Regions from separate parts of the Mus musculus genome. Here all the other regions are linked to region 2. A link is a loop called in an ENCODE intact Hi-C map of the cell type or tissue named here. Cell type or tissue: left cerebral cortex. All regions are shown on one strand.

What was found. A loop is a pair of places that touch in the nucleus more often than their neighbours do. Peaks named below come from ENCODE experiments on the same cell type or tissue, not always from the same donor. Only the 100,000 strongest peaks of a DNase experiment are listed, where the experiment ranks them.
Region 1: it touches region 2 in a loop (3-fold over the local background); 5 of 42 quality-filtered maps call a loop at or near these places.
Region 3: a loop joins it to region 2, with 4 times the contacts of the local background. A loop is called at or near these places in 22 of 42 quality-filtered maps.

What each region holds. Positions count from the first base shown.
Region 1 is chr1:91,983,194-91,991,193 of GRCm38, forward strand. It overlaps Hdac4 (histone deacetylase 4), which reads right to left. Exons shown (of 27, transcript NM_207225.2): 9 at 4,352-4,464; 10 at 1,468-1,584; 11 at 1,185-1,380. Among named protein-coding and RNA genes, the nearest start is that of Gm46242, 110 kb to the left of the region's middle. In left cerebral cortex, a CTCF peak has its summit at 7,872 (motif pointing right); a DNase peak (open chromatin) is centred at 4,434.
Region 2 is chr1:92,450,027-92,458,026 of GRCm38, forward strand. Ndufa10 (NADH:ubiquinone oxidoreductase subunit A10) reads right to left here. Exons shown (of 10, transcript NM_024197.1): 9 at 1,985-2,093. Among named protein-coding and RNA genes, the nearest start is that of Mir6900, 11 kb to the right of the region's middle. In left cerebral cortex, CTCF peaks have their summits at 3,947 and 4,570; a DNase peak (open chromatin) is centred at 3,970.
Region 3 is chr1:91,951,014-91,959,013 of GRCm38, forward strand. Hdac4 (histone deacetylase 4) reads right to left here. Exons shown (of 27, transcript NM_207225.2): 20 at 7,342-7,429; 21 at 5,029-5,148; 22 at 4,277-4,374. Among named protein-coding and RNA genes, the nearest start is that of Gm46242, 75 kb to the left of the region's middle. In left cerebral cortex, no CTCF peak of the experiment used is centred here; DNase peaks (open chromatin) are centred at 575 and 3,952.

The DNA.
Region 1 (8,000 bases), 470 kb before region 2:
TCAGGAGGCTCCTTTCCCAGCGAGAGCTGCATCAGAAGGGGTGCTGGGAAGACTGGATAGAGTGCTGGGGGAGAGTCACAAACACAGCCCTGACATCCCAGCACTTAGAAGACTGAGGCAGGAGAGTCCGAGTTTGAGGCCAGCAAGATTTAATATCAAAACAGCAACAGAGGTTCAAATAAATACAATAAAGAGACAAACCAAAACCAAAACCCAGCTAACCCCAAAGGAAAAACCTCAACCTGGAGATCAGCACCGACTGGGCTGCTGGGTGTCAGACGCTGCCTACGGGAACTGAGTCTTTTCACTTTGTCACTCTGTGCTAGCATCTCACTCATAGATGGGAAGATGAAGCCCATGGTCCCTGGCTTCCAAGAGAACAGACAGGAAGGGGCCTGAGTGTAGGGAGCGGTCCATGGTCACTGAGACACTGCTCTCAGAGCTGGAGGAGGGTGTCCCAGCAGACCAAGTGCTGTTCCTGTCCAGATCACTGACTTGGGAGAGCCAAGGGCATACTAGGGACAAAAAGCACAAGACAGGAAACCAATACCAAGCCCTACAGACCAACTCACCCCAGTAGGTGGGAACTCTAACACACCAACCAGAGGCTGGCCCAGGGGAACACTGGAACATGGACAACGCCAGTTCTAGGATTGCTCTGGCTGTGATTCTGAGTGAAGCAACAGGTGTGAAGAAGTCACCCACTGACCTAAGGATGATGTAGAGAACTGGGCCAAGTCACCAATAGGGAGGGTTGTGTGTCTCATGAGAAACATTCCACATGCCATCATTTCTGAAACAGTCCCTCCAAAGTGTGGTAACTGGGTAAATGTCACGAGTTTACTTTGTCTCAAACTTGTATTTTTCTAAATGCAATCATCCTCAAGCTGAGAAATCAACGGTCACTTCTGCACTTCATGCACTTGCTTCCTCGAGCTGTAGGGAAACCAATCAGTGGGAGAGCAGGAGGCTAAACAGAGGGCCACTGGCACTGACTGGTACTCCTTGGTCATTTTTCTAAGCAGGACACAGTTTTTTGCCACAGTTAAGGTAGCTATCACATTACAGAGAACCATAGAGTTTCTACTGTTGTATGGGCTCAGTTGTTCTTTCCAGCCTTCTTTAAAAGCTACAGGAGGCCAAGGAAACTGCTAACGCCACAGAGATCTCCTTGTGGTTCTTACCTGTGACAAGGGGTGTCTGGGTGGGTGGCTGCTCCAGCAGGACCATGTGCTGCAGGAGGGGGTTGTGAGCTGCTGCACCGTCCCTCTCCAGGGGCGAGGTGCTCAGGTACGGGGTGAGGTGGGTCCCAGGGAACAAGATCCGCTGCTGGAGAGCTGGGAGAGCAAGCCTCTCAGCATCCTGCTGACCTGCCGCACCCTGAAAGGCAGAACCAGTAAACTCAGGCTGTGGGAACTGGAGTAGACAACCACCCCATGCCACACAGACCCACAGAGGCCAACTTACAGCGGCAGGGCCAGTGGCAGGAAGTCCCAAGGTGATGTTGGGTAAGGATGGTGACGTGTAGAGAGGAAGTGGGGCGACTGAGCCTTCTCGAGTCACAAGTCTGTGTGCCAAGCTCGTCTGTAGACAGAAGACATTGTGACCGTCAGAGTCTACTACAGACATTCCAATACAAGCAGCATACCCAGGGCTGCAAGGGCACTTACAGCATGAGGTGCTGATGTGTGGTTGCCTGGTGCAAAACAAACTGTGCAGACTGTGGCCTCCAGTGCAGGGAAGACCACAGCATGCCACCGGAACTGAATCAGGGCTCCCATTCCTGAGTTTTCCCCTCTTAATGGGCTCCTGCTACCTTGTTTGTTTTTATTCAATCTGCCTACTTACCATAAAGCTATGGGTAGGATATTTAGAACAACACATCTTAAAATATTTTTGTAGTTAGAAGTTTTTCAAGAATGACATCAAAAGCAGAAAGCAAGGAGAAAGTTAATGGTGAGGAGGAAAAACCCTGTTCTTATAAAGGTAGATGATGACAGGAATCTGCAATGCGCAGGAAAAACAAAGACTGGAATATAAAGAACTTGTCAATCATAGACCAATTAACATGAGAGCAGAACTCAATAAAGACAATGACAAAAGCACCCATTTTAAGGGAAATGAAAAAATGCTCAACTTTTATCAGTGACTGAAAAACATATTTACCAAGTCATCAAACTGACAGATTTTGTAAAAGCTCAGAAAAGCTGAACCAAGTGGTCATGGGATTATAAACTGCTGTCCTTTTTTGCAGATTGATTTCGCAGTCTGTGTTTGGAAGCCTTAAAAGCTGTGTTGCTCTTGACTGTGAGGCTCCACTCTGAATGCAGTGGGAAGAAACAGCCCTAAGAAAATGGCTCCCAAGCACATGAAGTCAGCCACAGGGTCATTTAAGCAGTCTGATGGCAGCAGAGTATGTGGCTTCCACCTTGCTGCAAGTCATAGCTAAAAGAACACAGGGACTTGTACATATCAACACACAGAGGTCAGGGACTGCCCTGATAATCATGCTAGCCGTTATTTCTGTTTATTAGAGGTTATTATTCTGTCATTACTGGTGTTACTTCTAAGGTCAGTGTTAGAGGTACATTTAGGGTAGGTTTGTCACTAGAGTTAGTGTTCTTCTTGGGGTTGGAGCAGAGGTTAGGCTTAGGGTTACTATTGGTGGCAGAGCTAGGGTTAGGATTAGGTTACAGCTTGGTATAAAATTAGTGCAGGAGCTTCCTGGGAGTGTTGGGGTTCCTCAGTGAGCCTGGGCCAGTGGTCAGACATTGCATACTCTGCAGGAGTGTGAGCATGTGCAGTTTGTAATAAGAGGTGTGTTAACTACCAGCACTTCAGGCTTTTGGGACACTGCTGGGGTTCCCCAGGGACACTACCATGAATAGCTAACACATGAGCAGCCCTCAGGCACAAGTTCATCCAATTCTAGAATGTGAAATTCAAAAGGTATGTCCACATGTGACCCAGGACTCAAACACCAGCTCTGCCTGTGACAATGACTGTCTGAGAAATGCCAGCAACCTTACTGGTCTTGGGGACGCTCTGGATGCTTTATTGATTTGTGGCAGCTCAATTTGCATATTTGGGCTTTATAAAGATGAGCACACAACTTAGAACCACAAAAGTGATGCTCCACCCAAACAAGGAGCTGTTATACATCTAAATGCCCACATCACAGATTTATCTGGGCCCATGACCAACAAGAGGGAAGCACAGTTAACATCCTAGGGCAGGAAACAGTTTTCTGGTTGTACGCTGAGGCTAATTACAGGTAGGTTTCAGCTATAAAAGCTTAGTCCTGCAGAAGGGCTGTTAAAACTTGTAACAACCTAAGAAAGTGCTAAGTTGGAAGGTTAAAGAACACCAATGATGAGAAAAATATAAGTATAAAGTAAAAGGAACCAAGCACAATGGAGTGAACGTCACTTCTTGCAGTGACCCTCATTTCTAACTTTCCAGACATAAAGGGGTTAGAAACCTGACACGAAGAAAGCACTGTGCCTGTGTATCTTCACCTGAGCCTATCAGCTCTTTGGAAGGGCAAGACTCATTTCTCAATGCTAAAGAAGGAACTCAGTCACTGTTACTAATCACAGGTTCCTGAAAGCTGACAGACAGCAGCTCCCAAGAAGTTTCCTGCTCACTGCGCTCACACACAACAGATAACAATACTGGCTCAACCCAAGGAGCTGTTTCTGGGTGTTCTCCCACATCCTGGCCTGTAGCAGCAACACCATTGGGGCAGTCTGAGTTCTCCTGTGTTTCCTTCACAGCCTGGTCAGAGCTCATCTTCCCTATCTACAGGGGAACTTGGAGAGCAGCCTCCTCTGCTGCTGCTGCTGCTGCTGCATCCTGGGCCAGGCATGTTGCTCGGGGAAGTATGTAGTGAGTGTGATGGGACCATGTTCTGGAGTCATGTTGGACCTGTCTTCTCTTTTCTGCTCCTTTCTCCCACATTAGTGTCCACCAGTAACATTCACTTCCCTAACCCTTGATTCTTGGCTGTTATAATCTGTGTATCTCTCAAATGTCCTTTTCACTCCACAACCGCTCTCACATGGCTGTTGCTTGCCCCATGTGCCTTAACGCACAGTGTGTATGATGACATCTGCTTCTGTGACACACTTGGAGAAAGAGCAAGAAAAAGGCAGATTGGGAGCTCCCAAATATTATGGGATCTGAGGTCCTCATGTTTCAGAGGACCATGATGAGGACAATAGGGAATGACACATGGAAGGCCCTTCCCAGAGTACTCCTATGTTTTGGTCTTCACTGGACTGTCAGGCACAAGGCAGGTACAAGGCAGGTATGTGGGGTGCTTGGCCTATATGAGTCTGTGCTGACCCACCTCAGCTGGAGCGCTGGGCACAGTGGGTGCGATGCCATTCTCAGTGCTGACGTTGCCAGAGCTGCTATTTGGAGAGCTGGGACCGGAGCCAGGGGCGCTGCTGCATGCGGAGTCTGTAGATGAGAGAAAGCAGTTGAGGATGGGCATTGGGTAGACTCAGAGAGCCCTACTGCCTCCCGGGGTTTCTGCCTGCTAGCCTGATACCAGTGTTTCAACGCAGGGATGCTAACACCATGCCCTCAGTCTCAGCTTTGCTGCTAACCTCCCATGAGCCTCCCAGTGATGAAGCTCTGTGGATGCACGGTTGATCCTTTCAGGGTGTGCATGTTACCTGTTCACAGTTCTTTTCCATTTCAAGATAGTTTGAAATATCATAAAGGTAAGCTCTTAAACACTTATTTATATTTGAACAAAAGACAAGTGAATACAAAGGCCCAGTGGGTTTTGGTTTTTGTTTTTTTTTTTAGCTTCGAAAGGTCAAATTCATTGTGTCTGTAAAAACAAGTTTGAACTCAAGCAACCTACGGAAACTGCTCAGTTTACATGCAACCCACTTACTTTACTATGAACAAAGTAGCATTCAGGAAACAGGCAGTGGCTTCTGCAGCTTACAAATGTGATTTGAAATATTAACATTTGAATGTGTTGGGCTTGACCCTGATTGGTGGGCTGGGCACACAGTTCCTTACACCCATGGGCTGGCTGCAGCTATCTCCTATCACAACAGCCTGGGTAGCGCCTCTCTATGTTCAGGGGCAGATGCTGAGCTTTTGAAGTCTGGCTCAGGGGCATTTTGACAATGGCATTATCTGGTTAACACTTCACAAACACACACATTAACTACTTTCCTGAAACAGTCCAGGTAGTAGCAATAGCACTCTGAGATCAAACTCTAGCCCTAGCCCTGGACACAGCAGGCCACTGAAGGGGTTCAAGGACACCCTTGCTTAACAGAGCACAGCCACTCATGCACCCAGCTAACAGGGCTCCTCAGCTGCAGAGCTGATTCAGAACACTGTCTGTAAGTATAGCCCTGCAAGACAGAGGATGGGAAGATGGAGGACTGGAGCAAACAAGCTTGCAGCCCTTCAGAGAGCGCAGAAGCTTGCCTCTATGAGTTGTGATGAGACATCATTTCACAGCACTCACTGACCAGGAAGCTGTGCCCAGGGCATCGCCTGCCCTGCACAGAAGTACGCCAAGGCAAAGACAACCTGACATCTATCTTGGCAGACGAAGAAGGCTTGGTCCTCTGTGGACTGCGTCACTTACCAGTCCCCTGAGGCCACTTCTCATTCTCTAGTAGCTGCCTACACCCTACCTCTCCACTCTAGAAGCCTGTAAACAATGCTTGCACATACCCTGCCAGACACTGACCATGAGCACAGGATCCATCCCTCTCTTCCAAATGCCAACCAGGTTACTACACAGGTGAAATTGTATTTCCCTGAATTTTGCCAGAGGGGAGCTCCAGATCCTACTGGAGTGAAGAGGCATTTCCATTTTACTTCTGTACACATGTACTTTGCTCAGAGTCCACGCTCTGCTCTTGAAGTCACACTGCCAACAGCAGCTACCATGCCCTACCTTGGACTATGCTCTCTTCTGCTGCAGCCTGTCTTTGCACAGCAGAACCAAGCAAGTCCTCCTTAGACACAAACTCCTGCTAAGTATGCAGATAAACATTCTTACCTACATGCTGCTCTGTAGGGCAAGAAAAATGTGGGTATGATTTATAGTTTTTCACTTTAAACAAACTATATTTTAGATTCATTCTGTTTCTAGGAATCCGGTCTATGGAAATGCACACAATCATGGCCTTCTGTTATTTGCATTAGCAAAAGAGGATGTCAGAAAGTACCTGCAACAGTTATTTTGGTTTTTCTTTTGTTTTGTTTTGTTTTTTGGTTTTTTGAGACAGGGTTTTTCTGTGTAGCCCTGGCTGTCCTGGAACTCTGTAGACCAGGCTGGCCTTGAACTCAGAAATCCTCCTGCCTCTGCCTCCCGAGTGCTAGGGTTAAAGGCGTGCGCCTGAGGAAGATAGGCGGTTGTACAGTAGGAGGCCCATCCTCAACTGTGGTGTGAACACATCACATACTGGTAAGGATGACAGGAAGCAGACTGAGTGTGAACCTTGATTCCATGTGGCACAGGTTCTTCTTCATGCTCTTCAGCCAGCATGAACTTCATCCCAGCTGGGAAGAGTGGTATGCTAACCTGCCGTGGCCCCTGGCCCTCCACGCAGGGTGCAGGCCTTTTCTGCTCAAGGATCTTTGCTGCTCCCTTGCTCTTCTTGGAGCAACCCTAGCTAGAGTCCCTTTCTCTCTGCTGCCTGAAAACAGCTCTATCTGAAGCGCCATTCTGTCACAAGTGTCCAGGTGGCTACAGTGACCTGAGTAGCACAGTCTGGCTCCCAATTTCACTTATCCATCAAGCTGTAGCTCCGAGGCCACCTTCTCCACAAGTTTACAGAGCAGACAAGTGATTCTAATACACTTCAAGCCTGCCCAAGGCTTTCATGAAGACTCCCACCTAACATAGTCAGCCCTGACCCGCACTACCATGCTGACCCCTCAGGCCATCTCCCTTGGGTCATGCTTTACTCAGAAAGCAGAGGGCAGGCACCTTCTTCTCACATGACTCTCAATGGGAATGAAGAAACAGCAGTCATTGGGGGTGTGTGGCACTCAGAGGAGCCTGACAGAGACTCTGTCTTATGAATGATCTTGCCAGTGAGAGTGCATAACCTAGGTATAAGCAAGGAGTGGCTCACACCAGGTACTGCCACAGGCAGCCAGGCTGCACAGCAGTGTGAGCAGCTTCTACTCACATGCCCCTAAAATTCCCAACTAAATTCCCAGTGATGGAGAGTGAGTATGGATTGTAATGCTTCTTGGGTTTCCCTAGATGTTTCTAATAGTACAAGCAGAGGACAGATTAAAACCATGATAAACATGAGTTCTAAGGGTACCAATGCTTCTTTGTGTTTTTTAGGTAAGGTGTCTCTAATAGAGTAAGCAGGAGAGAACTGCATGAAAAGGAAGGCTGTGATAAGCTACACAAGTGTCAGGATCTTCTTTGCACAGATCCAAGATCTACAAGCAAGTCCTTGAATGAGGAGGACTCACCGGCCCTGTGCCTAGAAGGCCGCAGAGCCCTCTGTCCTGAGGGCAGGTATATGAGACTTGGGTACTTGCTCTGAAGGACTTGGGCACAGGAGCCCTTTTGTTTTCCCCTGGACATCAGCACAGTCACTGAAACAGACTGGACCAACTAGACAGGTGCCACTTATAGACCAACAACCAGAACCGTGACCTTCCAACAGCATGTTCAAGGCTAGGGAACTCTCTTCAGGTCAGCTCTGAACAGCTTCCTTTTTCCTAGATGGTAAGATTCTAGGTGCTGGTGTGAGCCCTGGCTGAGGTGAACACTTAACCTAAGACGGAGGTGCTGAGAGGAGCTTCCTCCGGTGAGAAGGGCTGTATCCCGCTGCTTGTCCACCAGCAGGTGGGGCCAGGATCAGTGTGGTCACTGAAGTGGAACTAGCTGCCCTTACTCTGATTAGCCAGCCACGTTAGTGGGGAACAATATGGAAGCTCAAAGGCCCCACTATGTCTGTGGGCAGCAGAAAGTAGGCAGAAACATGCCA
Region 2 (8,000 bases):
GGAGCAGCAGCAGAGAGGCACCAAACAGAGCTTCTGCACACAGTAGGGATGAAATCTCGAGAAAAGCAGGAAGACTGGAAATACATCAGACCTCATGGAACCCACACACAGCCAGCCCATCAGCTTGATATTAGAATGGATTCTGATGGCCTACTTTCACTTTGATCCTGACTAGAGATCTCCTTAATAAAATACTTTATTATTATTTAATATTTATTCTTAATAAAATACTATCAAAAGTGGCAAATATCAGGCATAGTGAGAGAAGATGTGAGACAAAACACAGGGAGCACCTGCCAGGGGGCACAGGGAGATGACCAAACAGCAGAAGGGAGCCAGGCCATCCAAGCAGACCCAAAAGACATACACTGCAGTTATCAGATTGCTCTATCACAGATTAAGGCTCAGCAGGGTAAGTGTTAGGGTGCCTTCCCTATCTTGAGTCAATACTGTCCCCACAGTCCCCATAATAACTTGAGGGACTTAGAAGTATGGAGAATTAGGACCCATTATCACAGCAGTCCACGGGAGGAGTTAAGCAAACAGAGCTCAACAGTCTGTGACTTTACGTTGCCTGCAACAGGAAAACTACTGACATTAGACTCAAATATATCAGAGATGACCATTTTCATTACCAGGTTAATCACTACAGTGGCCAACTAGTAACAGAACGATGACTAGTTGGCAAGCAGGAGGACATACATGAAAGCCAGAAAAAAACCATAATCCCCCAAAAGTAAAATACACAGGACAGGTCAGAAAACACCATGAGACAGCCCAGGTAAGTACTTTTTCCAATGTAACTGGATAAATATTACAAACACTCAGAATAACTAGAGGGTTTTGTTTGTTTGTTTTAATACCTTCAGATAACCAGAGAAAGGCTGACGTGAAAGGGAACAGAAAATAAATCCTGGGCAAATATTAGCTGAAGACAGTCTAAGGTGCTGGAGCAACATTCCTGAGAAGAAACTTGAAGGCAAGCTCTGTTGATATGGGTACAGGCAGTAATGTCAAAGGCACAAGATGGAAAGTACTATCCACCTCGCCAACCACACACCCACTATCAGTGAGGCCAACGCTGACAGAGGGAGGCAGGTCCACAATGCTGTAGACCATCCTTCTGCAGCTGGCAGAGGGAGGTAGGGAGTGTGGGACCTGGCGGCCATAGGGAGCAGCTGTATCCACTCAGGTAAGATGTCAGTCCAGACACAGACCATGGTCAGGAGATAGCTCCCAAATGTATATGGTGAATACAATTATTTTCAAAAAGGCTCAAAGAACTTGTTTAAAAGAAAATGTTGAGTCCTTCAAGTAAGGGAGGGAGGAGGGGGAACAGCCACATTGAACCCCTTAATCAAAGCTCAGTGGTCTGTAGCCTCTGCTGCTGCTGACAGGAGTGCAGGCAGCTGTCTCCGGATGCAGACCCATGTGTTCCACACTTTCCAAGAACCAACATGCTACAGCAGATGACGGACAGAGGACACTCTTCCTATTCCATGATGCTACTTGGTGCAGGCTACTGGTCTTGTTAGGTCCCTGACCCTGCCTACACAGCTAGAAATAGCAATGGAGGAACAAAAGACTTGTGAAGAAGATGTATAAACTAGAGAAAGTCACGAGGAGGGAGAGATGCTATTTCCATGTGTGCATCAGTCCGGCACCGTTGCTGCAATGTACAAATGTAAGGCCTCACAAACATACAAATGTAAGGCCTCACAAACATACAAATGTAAGGCCTCACAAATGGAAACCTCAGAGATACACTGTGAGGAGTAAGGTGACACTGGATGTAGCTGTGAAGAACTAGAGCCATCAGCTAGTGAATGGAGGATATGTGTCCAACAAGACAATGTACCTAGAAAGGACACTGGATCCGGTGCTTTATCACTAGAAATGAGGGGGACAGCAGCTGATCCACTCTTCACGGAGGTGGCTTAGTGGTCACATGTATCCCTGACTTTGCTCCCATAGTAGGGCTCACCTCTCTGAAGCTGTTGTAGATCCGGCTACCCTGATGAGCTCCAATAGTGATTTCTGGGAGGTAGACCGGAATGGTCGTGTAATTCAGCACTTCTGTCTTATCCTGAACCCTGAAAAGTAAGACAAACATGGATTACAACAAGCCATCAAAATAAGTACCATTAGACAAATATTCTTAACTCTTCATGTATCTACAGGGACTGGGGAGATGGCTCAGCAATTAGAAGCACTGGATGCTAAGAGAATCTGGCTTCAACTCCCAGCAACTGCACAGCAGCTCACCACTGTCTATAACTCCAGTTCCAGGGGATCTGTCACCCTCGCAAGACATATATGCAGGCAAAACACCAATGCACATAAAAATAAATAAATCTTTAAAAAAAACCCAAAACAAACAAAAAACCCCAAAACAACAACAACACCACTACTACTAACTAAGTGCTGTTCACAAGCAGGCATGTTCAAGGCACCACTTCTCTTAAAGATCTCTGGGGTCATGTAGCCACTCTGCTAAACAGCTCCAGAACTGAGGGAGTTCTGAGAAGCCCTGATACCTTCAGATAGTGGGCTCTCGATGAAGGGTTTGGGAAATGGAAAAATGGAGCCAATGTGTACTTCACACACAATAGCAGGAGTAATCTACCAGCAGATGGTAGTCCCCACGTTATGCACACTATGCCCTCATTAGAAAGCCAAGTGACAGTACCACATGGAACTTGCTAGGTAGCACACTGGGCCATATTTATCAAGGGTAGATTCATTTCTGGTACTACTAATACCAACTGTAGGCTTCTCCCTTGCTTTACCATTTCATTCTGCTGATTCAAGAACGTTTATACAACTGTTACATCCCATTCTCTTCAAAGATGGGTTCAACATAAGCACTATGCTTGAAGAGACAAACCTTTTTTTTCCCCATTTTTTTCTTTTTTTAAAAATTAAATCTGGGCATAGTCATGCGCTAGACACCCTAGTACTTGGGAAGCTAAGGCAAAGGAACTGCCACAAGTTTGAGTCCAGCCTGGGCTACCTGGGGAGACAAATGTCTGAGGGGAAAAGGCACTAAAGCCTTTCTTAATCTTACAGGCTCAAGAAACAAAGTAATTATTTTCAACAAATTCTTAGCTATACCTAAGTTGTAAAGGCAAGAGAGGATGTTTCTTGTCTGCAATTTCCAAGTGTAGATTCTATAACTGTATCTGGTTCCTGGTGGCTAGATGGCTCACTATATAAACCCGTAGGCGACAGCCAGGTCCCCACAGAACTAGAACCTAAGAGGAATGCATGGTGCATGGGTCCGTGGGTCACGCTTGCTTCCACAAGAAATCACAGAGAAATGATGACTGTGGTAAGGCTGAACTTAGTTGGTGGCAGGAATGTCCTAGTGCAAATGCGCCACTCCCACAATGATCGAGCGATTCAAATCCCCCAAGCACAGTTGTTCGGGTAGCCCTGCCTGCCCGTCCTCCTGCGTGGTTTGCACTGGTTTAGGTGAGTGCCCATACTAGATAGACACTGTCAAAGATTAAGATTGCTTTTCTTAGCTTTCATATCCTATCCAGTTGGTTTTTTTCTGCCAAAAGAAATGAAAACATTTAAAAACAGTTCAAGCATACAAACAGTAGAGTCTGTAGAGGACACATTAGCCCTGCTCTGTAAGCTTGCTCTGATTAGCTGTTACATGAAATTCCACAGAGCCAAGGCCTGGCCTCAGCACTACTTTTGAGCACTCCCTCTCTACAGCAACAAGTTGACAACCTTCTCGTGCTCTTCATGACTTGCTAGCAGCATACACACACAGCTCTCTACTGTAACACAGGATTATTCTGTACCTGCTACTGTTAATTCTGTTGAAGTGGTAACAAAATATTTCAACTAAAAATGAAGTACACCTTAAATGTTAACAAATATCAAAGGAGGGTGTCCTGGAAGTATGTGAACTATAGAACAACAGCGCCATCTATGTATGATTTGCCAGAATTACAATTTACACATGCCCCAGAAAAAGAACAAGAAGGCTTTAAAAGTACTCTGTTGTGTACCTTACTTAAACCTGGAGAAACAACTCTTAGCAGAGCTCACAGGATGAAGAGAGACACAGCACATCTCCGGTAAATACTTGTCAGATAGGCTAGAGATAACATCCTTGATCAGAGATAATGAAGAACTAAAGGCACTGGGAAGCCTCTATGATTCAGAACACAAAGCTGATAAGGAGCTATGCTTACGCAATAAACACATTTCAACGCTACAGATGGAGAAACCCATCTGAGAACAATGTTCCTGCCACACCAGTGTCCAACTATGATGTGACGAAGTGTCACAGGCTGATTAGTGCCATGGGCAGACGGCTTTAACCAGAGGCACTGAGGCACGACAACAGAAAAGTACAGAACAGCAATTAAGGTTCTATGGCTGAATATTTCTCCCATAGGAGAGAGGCCACTTTTCTCCCACTTTCCACAGGCTGTTTTTACTTCCTCCTGAACTGTAGTTCTGCCTGAAACCCTGTGGAGAACTTGCATCCATCACCACAGTACTAGATCTCTGTCTGGAAACTTCCAGCAGCTGCAATGAGCCTCATGGGCAGTAGGTGGGGCTGGGAGGGTGGGTATGGGGGTGGGGGTGGGGGGTGCACTGAAATGTAGCTGAAATTAAACAGAAATGTTCTAAAACGATAATTTGGTCAAGTCTGGACCAAATAAGTCTAACTGGCAAGTGGCATGTTTACAGCAATTGTCTCAGAAACAGATCATAATTTTCACTCAAGAAATTAAGATCAGCACAATTACCATTGAAAACTTATGAAACTGAGGAGAGGGCACAACACAGGGAAAGGACAAAGCCACAGTAAATGAAATACAAGCAATTAATTGGATGTTGTAACTCACAAACTCTGGGAAAATTACAGGTCACAGCTCTATACCCTGATAACCATATAACTAAGTAATACCAAAATTATGAATTTTAAGCACGGGTCAGATCAACATGTGTTTCAGATCAAATTTAGAAAATGATATGGTATTATCTGTGGGAGGTCAAAAGCCAGAAATACTCCCTAGTCGCAGTGAGTCTGTTTGGATCTTAGTCCTCGTGCCCTAATGCTAGCTCATACACTCTGCCCAGTTAACTGATTCTAAAAAGCAAGGATCACAAGACATTTGTGTAACAGACTCAGGGCATTAAGAGGAGGTGTCATGGTGATAACAAGACAGTAATAACCTTGCAGGCTGTGAAGAATATAAAGTTCAACACTGGGATTCAGGTCACCAGGTGCTAGAGCAGGACAGAGGTTGCAGTTTCTGAGCTAATCCAGGAACAGAAATGTTAGTGCTTGAGAGCACTCTTCATAAAGAGGAAACAGGAACTCTCTTAACCTAAAAACAAGTAAACAAAACAGACGAACCTCTGGAGGTGTATTGGAAAACAGTGAGGGCAGTTAGGAACTGACCAGAAGCAGAGATCCAAAATGAAGGCACCAAACCACTCCAGCAGAGAACAACAGGATCAGAAGAGAAACCACAACAGAGTAGTACATCAGCCTTCAGAGTAGTCTTTGGGGAGAAGTGAGGGTTAGCATAAATGGAGGGGCCCAACAGCCTCAGACTCTATCCCAAGCACATGACAGAGCAGGGCAAGACAGGCACAGACAGGCTCAGAGTGCTGCAGCAGCTCCACTTCCTGACAGACATCTCACAGCATCTCCACCATCTGGGCTTTCCACTGCAAACCACCCTTCATTTTCTCATCTTCATGCAGCAATCTTATATGGCTTCCTGTCCTCTTAGGGCTGTCCTTCATGCAGGACTCCTCTGCCACACACTTCCTGGACTCATAGCTCCCTGAAACTACGGAAGAATTCCTGACTCCTCAATTCTTGTGTATTTCACGCCTCTAGGGCCAATACCATTTAGATAACATGCCAAGATCAGCAGCTAGCTTGGGATGGGCCCTCTTTGCCTTTGACCACATCGGTATGTTGAAGCTTCCTCATAAGGTAGAAGCTTAGCTGTATGAGGTCTTGTTTCCTGGGCATCTTACCCTCCAATGAGGGACAGTCCAATGTGGACTGGCCTTAACTAATCTATTTAAACAATTAAAGCCTCTCTTGACAGAGATGCCTTGGCTGTAAACATTAAACTTCCTAGTGCTTTTATTTTCCTCCAGGTTATATATGTTGTTATTTCTTTCTGTTCCATTTGCTCTTTTTCAGTGTAGAACTATATACGGGTTATCAATAATAACCTAACCACAGACTCAATGCTATACTCTCTTGAAATTTCCTCTGCCAAAGAGATTAGTCTATTACTTAATTAGCATCAGGCAAGTTCTCAGGACAAGGGCAGAAGGCAGCCAGATTCCTAGCCAAGGTATCACAGCCTAGCTGTTGGTAAAGTCCATGCGTGAGTATGAGCCTCAGTGCTACTGACTTTCAAGTTCCTACTACAAGAGCCCATTATGTTCTGCTTACAAAATGCAGCTACTTTACTAATCTAAAACATCAAAGCCTTCCACATACCTTAAAACAAAACAAATAAATAAAACATGGCCAGATTCTTCACAGCAACACCCCACTCTCTAGTACTAAAACCTCTAGGACAGCAGGGTAGAACGCCATAGAATCAGGAAGCACAATTTTTCTTACTGGATTCTAGGGGAACAGTGAATGGAATCATTCCTTCCACTTCCTGATACCTAGACTGGCTATGGAAGCAGCACCATATACTGAATGCTGATTCAAAGCACATACTACCTTCTGGAGAACCCTGGAGTGTAGGGAAATCTTCACAGTGAGCACCACTATGGGCAGGGTACCTGGCTATACATTTTATTTGAAAGATGAAATAGCCAGATGTGTGATTGGCTGAATATTGATTTATGAGCTGGAGACTATATTTTGGCTGGATGGTCAGGGCTACAGAATGAGGCAAATGCTTCCTGCCTGCTTGTCTTCATTCTTGCTGGCAAGTCCATCTATCCTGTTGTTGCAGCATTCATGCACCAATATTAGAACCAACTTCTTTGGGACTCTAATGTACACTTAAGACTCTGGGATTGGGGCTGGAGAGATGGCTCAGTGGCTAAGAACACTGACTGCTCTTCCGAAGGTCCTGAGTTCAAATCCCAGCAACCACATGGTGGCTCACAACCACCCGTCATGAGATCTGATGCCCTCTTCTGAAGACAGCTACAGTGTACTTATGTATAATAAATAAATCTTTGGGCCTGAGCAAGCAGAGATCCTAAAAATTCAATTCCCAACAACCACATGAAGACTTACAACTGTTCAGCTACAGTGTACCCATATACATAAAATAAATAAATAAATTAAAAAAAAAAAAGACTCTAGGAATCCTCCAGGCCCTCAGCACCAGATAGGGATTAGAGAGAATAGTGTCAAATAGCTATTGCTGGATTATCACAACAGCAACCTATAAATCAATCCAATAAATCAATCTCAATCTCTCTCTTTTTCACATACACACACACACATACACACACACACACACACACACACACACACAGCCCTACCTATTCAAGGGAACAGAATGTATGACTCCATTTCAAGCAGTAATAGGTATCCCATGGTATCCACAGGGTTGCTTTCAGAGACCCTGTGGAGAGCAAACTCTAAGGACATAAAAAGCACAGTACTGACTGTCACACAGCCTCCATGTTTCCAGCCACACACTTTCAGTAATTCTCACGGTGGACACAGCAGTCACTACAATGCTCAAAGAATACTGAGAAGGAAAAATCTCCACATACTCAGAACAACCACAATATTCAAACAAACAAACAAACAAACAAACAAACAACAACAACAAACTTGGCCAATGTTGTGGCTAAAGCAGGCTAACTGCACATTTCTTAGATGACAGTTACAATATACTAAGAGATCATATCTTGCAGTAGAGTGGAACAATGCCAGCAATGCTGTAAGGGACTGAGAGTGCACCATGCTGTCAGCCACCTGCCCTCCTGTGGAATGGCACTGGACACAGATGAGCTAGGAA
Region 3 (8,000 bases), 500 kb before region 2:
TGCCCACATCTGTCTGCACTGTGCCTTGCTTGGAGAAAGGTGGGGTTGCTGCACCAGGAACAGATGCAGGTCCAAACTGCACTTCACAGAGAAACTGTTCATTGCTAGCCACATGGGAAGGTCAGTACCAGGCATAATCTAGGGGTTCACAGTCACACATCCCATGTCTTATTAGAGGGCACACAGGAGACATCTCTGAAATGCATACTAAGTAAGTGCAAGAGCTAGGGGATGCTCTCACATGAGAGCAGGTGCTCCTAGCTCCTGTGCTTTGGGAGCCCCAGAGCATCAACTGCGGAGAGCCACTGGACTACTCTAACTTACTCCGGGCTGATGGCTGCCATACCAGGGGACACCAACCTGTGTCTCCCCACCCAGTCCTGTCACTACCCCAGGGGTCAATGTCACGTAGAAGCTACCAAGGTCCACTCCCTGTCTTGACATCCTGCTTTCACTCTGACTGCCACATGCTCACTATGGCAAGCCTACCCCAAACCGCCTGGGCTGGCAGCCCGTTATTAGAGAGCTTGCCTTCTCCTCCACGGGCCTCCTCTGGTTTTCAGTACCTCCTCCCACTCATCTAAACTAGGAAAAAACCTCAAACAGACTGTGTGTGTGGTGGATCCTCATGCTGGCTAAGGCTTGGGCTCATGGGAAGCTATCCTAGCCTCAACTGGTCTGACTTTCTCTCTGATCCAGCTCCAGTCTCTAAGGAACCATAGAAGGGTCCTCACTTCTTTATACCTAAAGCATTCTGTCCTAATGCACCAAACCTGTCTTTCCTGGATTACTAAATGCCAACTCAGACACTTTCTAGAGAAATGGCCCCAGCAAGAACATTCTCTGCTATATACCCAAAGGTGCACATCTGACTCTGGCCTGGTGCTGCTCAACCTCCTGCAAGTGAGTGTATTGGAGATCACAGTGCCCACACTCATATCAGCCCCAGTTCCTCTCAATTCCATTGCTTTTTTTTTTTAAAGATTTATTTATTTATTATTATATGTAAGTACACTGCCGTTGTCTTCAGACACTGTAAGAGGACGTCAGATGTCATTACGGATGGTTGTGAACCACCATGTGGTTGCTGGGATTTGAACACAGGACCTTCGGAAGAGCAGCAGGTGCTCTTAACTGCTGAGCCATCTCACCATCCAATTCCATGGCTTGTTACTGTTTAAGGAGGTAGTCTCATCTTCTAGGCTTCTTTCCATTGGATTTGTCTACTCAAACATGCTTTATCCTGGGACCATGTCTTTTACCCAGGCCGCAGTAGACACATCACTTATTGTTTAGCAGGAAGGAACCCTCAACAGCATCCCCAGGATCAAGGTGAACAGGCAATTTCTTTGGGGATGCTTTTCCCCATAATGCTTGCCCTGGGCCTCACCTCTGGGGGCTTCTGAGGGCCCCTGGTGGTTGAGAGCCAACCTTTGCATCACAGATGTAAATAAACTTTATCCCTGGTTTCTCTGTGGGATCAAGCAGATCAAGAGAGGTTGCTGATTCATTGGACTTCCTTTGTGCTTCTCCTGTCTTGACTTCTAAGACTATCATACCACCACTTACTGGGTTTGCTGAAATTCTATCTAAGGAAGCAGTGGGATGCCATGATGAACTGCAACTACCTCTATAAAGGTAGTTGATGGTTTGACCAAATTTCTACACTGGGAGTGCTTGTTTCTCAGACATGAAGCCATTCAGAAGGCAGTGGTGACTACAGGTGGTACCAGCGGAGTGTGTAGTCACAAGGGCTATGTGTAATCTTACTACTACCCGAATAGCTCTTTGGAGAAGGCATCAACAGAAGCAGGCTATAGACAGGAATGAGGACCGAAGGCCCACTGAAGGGTACTGGGCTTTGTAGTCTGAGGCCAGTGTCTCATCAGTGAGAAATTATGGATGACCCTCAGAAGACCACATTGCTGACATCTTTGTTAAGCTTCCTGATGACACATGACTCTGTCACTGCAGACAGGTCCAGGAGGCTAAGGACAGCGTATCACTCTACCTCCCAGTCCATGGTGCTCTGACTGAGCTCCGACAACTTCAAAGCTGTGTCTGGCTTGGGGCCTGGTTTGAATTATGGTTCCTTTTCTCTCATAAGTCTCTAAGCCCGAGGAGAAAGTGCCCGTTACTTCTGGATCTCATTAGGGGCAATTTTCTTATCTTTTCTTCATCGGAGCCTTGATCCCCTGAAAATGTGACCTGGCAGGAGAGGGCTCTGAAGAACAAGGTGCTGCCTTTGAGGCATGCCTTGTCCCAAGGGGCCCCAAAGGCGGAGACTGAAGAAGAAAGGGAGAATGAGCCTCTGACCCCCTTCCCCACCTGATGCCCAGGGAACTATAAATTGTGAACTTCAAAGTGCTACTTTACATTAAAATCAATAAAAAAAAAAAAAAAGACAACCTGAAACAATTTCCCTTTTCAAAGAAGCGATTGAAGCTTTAGAAGGCGCTCTCAATAAGGGGTTATCATTCATACACTTTCCAAACACTAGAACAGATGTCAGGGTGAGGAAGGAAGGCTCACCTCAAAGGCCGGCCAGGAAGTTCAGACACTGCACATACCTGGCCAGGGACACCAGGGATCAGACTTGGGGCCCAGGACCACAGAACTGCAGGCACACTCAAGAAATTCCCCCTGTGAAGCACAAGGCCTGGGGGATGAGGGCCGGCCCAGTCACTCAGCTGTAAGGACTGATGAGTGGAGGGTATCCATTTATTGTCATCAAGAGTATTATCTTCTTTCTGTACCATAGCCACCATGAGGCCTTCACAGGCCCTGACCTGCAAACAGCATCCACTCAGAAATAAAGGCCGCTTACTGGGCAATGACTTTCTCTCTTACCACGGATAAATCATATCTCCAGTGCTGAGGAGAGAGCCAGGCTTCAGTGCTATTGGGCGAGTGCATGACAGTCCTGGCTCTCAGGCTCAGCTTCCATGGACTTTCTAGTGTTTAGGGGAGGGTTGTAAGTGAGGTGAGCACAGATCAATGTGGTTCAACCAAAGGTATAAGAGGAGAGGAGCAGGTCATAGGCAGCATGAAGCTTCTAAGGCCTGAGCGATCCCTGCCTGCACCTAGCCAACAGCTGAACAGCAGACCTTTGTAATCGTGTCAAATGAGATATGTCACTTCTAGGAACTACTGATGAGCCAGTCAACTCTCACCCACTCGGCCAGGACTCTACCATACTGGATCCCAACCACCTGTCCAATGAGAAGTGGGACTGAAAACCTACTTCAAAATGAGCAAGCAGATGCTGGGAAGTGCCCTGAGACTGGCTCCACAGCTAAAGAGCACATGGCAGGTCTATATAAACTTTACGGACACATCTCACTGACTAGGGGCATATACACTTGCATACATGCACACACACTTGCTCAAACCTCCAGAGATCTATGTCTTACGGAATAAGCATATAAACACACAGCAATAGGCATATACAGGGACACACACAGACACACAGACACACGGGGCGGGGGGGGGGGGAGAGGGAGGGAGAGAGAGAGATAAAGACATATACATAGTACCACTCAGAATCACATAGACACATGTACATATATCTACACACACACACAAGGCACCTGCCTGTACATATGTACTTCATATGTATAGAGGTCAAGACATGACCCCAGAATTACAGAAGAGGCAGAGAAGACCCTTGGAGGTCCGTTGATGTTCTTATCCATAATACAAAAAAAAAGTGCATTTTGAGACCCAAGGCCCCCCACGGGCCATGCAGGCCCAGGAACTACTCCTGGGCTATGGCTAACTCGTCTGGAGCCTCCACAGTGCACAATGGCTGGGGAAAGCTGCCACAGTAACACAGGAAGAAAGCGGGGCCCAGCCATCCACTGTTGGCTGCAGTCTGGCCTGATGGTAATAAAAAGAACTGTGGAGGATGGAAGTCAGTACTTTGTAAAAAGCAGCCAGTGTGAGGGACCAGATCAGCACAGACGATGTAGTGTGAGCTATCGCTCTCCTTCATTCAGTTCCACTTTCCTTTTACAAAGGGTTTGTGGAATAATGAGCAGGGAATGAGATCTTTACATCCTCAGTTTTCAGTGACTCATGAATACTTTCTAGCACAGCAGAAAACTTCCCCTTCTATCACCTCCCCATCTTACCACTGGGACTCAACAGGCTCTCAGAAAAGGGAACTCCTAAGAGAAGTGAGGCAGTACAACAATTAACTCCAGAGTCTCCAGATGACTTGGCTGCCCTGGACTCAGAAGAACCAGCCTCTGTGGTTGGACAGTGGGGTACTCACCTGAAGGCTGCCAAGTACTCAGCGTCTCCCATGGGGGGTTCGAGGCCACCCGTGAAAGCCATGTTGACATTGAAACCCACGCCTGGCCCTGTGCCCACCTGCGGCCACAAGGAGAGAAACTGTCACCAACTCAAGAGAATACCTGGCACAACCAACACTTGAACTAGGGTGGATTGGACTGGCGTGCCCACAGGGATAGCTACATGTCCCGTGCATATGTGTGTGAGCTCACCAGTGAAGCTGGCTACCAGTGCCAGGCACTGTCGTCAGCGGTACAGTTTTCACAGGGCTGCAGTTATCTACAGGCCCTGAACTAGGAGGAATCACTGAAAGACAAAAGTGACTCTACTGTGGGACCATCTTCAGGGGCAAGCTCTGTGTCCCTGGGCATGCTGCTTAAAGATGCCCCCTAACCACAGTGGCTGGGAGTATCATCACAAGGTAGAGAAGCAGGAGTCCTGGGGAGCAGCTCAGCAACCTCCCTTAGTGTGTGCTTTGCTCACTCTGAATGTAACCAGATTTGGTGTGCAGATTCCCACTAAACTAGAAAAAATTCTGGCCTAAATCATGCACAGGATAATCCAGGCTAGCATTTCTGGCAGGGCAACCTGAGCTGTAACAAGTGTGAAATACTACTTCTGTGGCAGATGCAGGGCCTGCACCTGCCTGGTTCTCTTGGTAGCTGTGGTATCTGGCTCCAAGATAGCTTGTTCTCCTCCAGATACTCACAAAGTTTCATACACTCCACATACCTCATCTGGTGCTCCACTTCCTGGGAAGAAGTTCCCATCGTCATAGCGGTGCAGGGACATGTAGAGAACATTGGGGTCATTGTAGAAGGCCTGCTGGGTCCCATTCCCATGATGTACATCCTAAGAGAACAAGAGAACTGGCTCAGGGAGGATCAGGCCTTGAGTTCGACCCTCCTACTAGGTGAATAGCCTGGAATCTCTGGTACACCTCATGGTCAGGTATTGTGGGTACATGCAGCATTACAGAAATGCTGAGGCAAGAGTCTGAGTAACTCTGAGCACATAGTGTAGTCCTGACTTCAGTGAAAGGGATAGATGGGGTTAGGCTTCTAGCTGAGCTGAGGCTGCTATGTCAACAAAGCCATCTGAGTAATCTCACATGCCTGCCTTATTTGTGGTAAGTGAGCCATTTCCTAAGGATAATCACTAATTGTGGGTTGGCTACTTACAGGCACGTCACAAAGGGCAGCTGTTCTCAAGCTGTGTGTCGCAACCCCTTTGGGGCTGCATATCAGAGTTCCTGCATATCAGATATTTACATTACGATTCATAACTAGCAAAATTACAATTATGAAAGAGTGGCGAAAATAATTTTATAATTGGGGGGTCACAACACAAGAACTGCATTAAAGTCTGCAGCATTAGGAAGATTGAGAACGACTGACATAGGATATGTGGCAGTTGACCCTAGGTGGTCATGAGTGACCCCCCACCCTGAAAAGAAAATGACCAGCTCTTTTCTTAAGACTTGATGCACATTTATCAAGAGGCAGCTTTGGTTTCTGCCAGGCCGGTGGCCACTGTTGTAGGTCATGGGACTTAGTTTCCAGGATGGGCAGGCTAGGTGGTTTTGGGCTGCATAGCGCTCTCTCTCTCTCTCTCTCTCTCTCTCCCTCTCTCTCTCTCTCTCTGTGTGTGTGTGAGAGAGAGAGAGACAGACAGACAGACAGGAAGAGAGACAGAGACAGAGAATGAGGAAAGCTTTTTCTACAGGGTCATTCATCTGTGCTCAGTGCACACTGTGGATGGATGCCCCAGCGCTCACAAACACAAGAGCCTTTCATGCCACGCACCAGGTTCCTGGTGGAAGGAGGAACCATTGGTAACACTGTACAGTAAGTGGATGAGTACTGTAAATGAATCATAGTAGTATCTATGTGTGTTACCATCATGCATTTTAAGACAAAGTGTGGCCCTGGGGAGCATGTCCTGCAGCCCTGGGAAGACGAGACTGTCTATGTGGGTCACCTGCTGACTTCCTTGTTCCCAGAACATAATTGTCACATCTATGTAGCCACCAACTGCATGGCACTTCTGTTTTTTGTTTGTTTGTTTGTTTGTTTTTGCCACTTCTCTGCTTGTTCCCTAAGGAAGGGCCAGGATGGAGGAGGGGACAGGTTCACTGGTGTAGAAAACTACAACCTTCCTGCCTTGCTCAGGCCCTGTTCCAGACCCAAGTTGACTTGTTCTTCTGGTTTATATTTTGTTGGTTCTTTTTGAAACTGAGAAGGGCTTGAAATCCAAATGCTGTCCCAACCTGATGTGGGCTTAGTATAAAGGATGTTATGAGACATCAGTACTAAAGAGTTTCTGTGTGCAGGTATATATTAGAACCACTGGTTTCTTACCGCTTTTCATGTAACATATAATTCTGTAGAACAGGGCTACCCAGCACGCATGTCCTGAAGACCACTTCTCTCAGCCAGGACCAGGGTGATCCAGCCTGGCAGAAGCCCAGATTGCCTCTTTTCCTGGTGTTTGGAGTTTATGACACGTAAGCACTGTAACTAAGGAGTGCTGGCAGGCACACCTCAACACCTGTCTACTCATGGGACAGTGACATTTGGCTTAACTCTCAGAGAAAAATCAGCCACTCCATAGTGGGGTTATAAGAAGCTCTGTTCATTTAGGAAGATGGAGGCTTAGTCATGTGTGTGGTGTGACTTTCAGCTAGCACAAGTGGGCAGTCCAGGTCCATGTCCCCAGGTCAGAGCATAGAGAAAGGTTGAACTTGACCTTCGATTCTCCAGCTTCCTAGAGACACTGCTGAGGACCAGCCATGGTGGCAATCCTCACTATGGGCACGATCCTGCAGGTCAGGGCCCATGAGGTTAGGATCAGCTGGCCAAAGTCTTGAAACCAACTTCTAATGGATGCAGGCTTCTCTGATCTCTGAGACTGTTTCCAGAGAGTTCAGTTCCTCAATTCCAAGTATCAACAGGACAAGGCCCAGTGCTCAATCAGGCTGTCCACTGGGGAGACAGGTGGGCATGCATGCTCTCCCCAGAACTGGCTAATGAGGCATCCACTCACCCAGTCTACAATGAGGATCTTGCTCACATTCAGCCTCTGCTGGAGAAGTTTGGCTGCAACTGCCACGGAGTTAAAGTAGCAGAAACCCCTGCAGAAGAGACACCTAGTTACTGTTTTTTACACCATTCATAGCAGAGCATTGTCTAAAGTCCCTATGAGGGTTCAGGGGAAGGCCAGCTGGTTCTTCTGCGGACCTCAAGTGATGGTGGTGATGGACCAACAGATTATAGACACATGAAGCCACACTAAATACACATATGCCATAGATTCACAGGCACAGAAGCACATGTGCCACGTAAGATTCACCCATCAGACACACATACTATCCTCCACAGACACACATGTATACACCGTTATATGAGTACACATACCACAGAAGATATCTACCCACCACAGAGAACCTCCCCCAACCCCAGATATACACACAGGCACACTTAAGTGCCTACACCCACCTACAGACACAACATACAAGCATACACAAACACACATGCAAACAGCACAAATATACACAGACACATATACATAGATCAGATGCGCGTGTGCACGCATGCGCGCGCGCACACACACACACACACACACACACACTGAAGACATACAAACACTGTTAATGGTTAATATTGGTTGACTTGACAGAATCTAGATTATCTAGAATATATCTA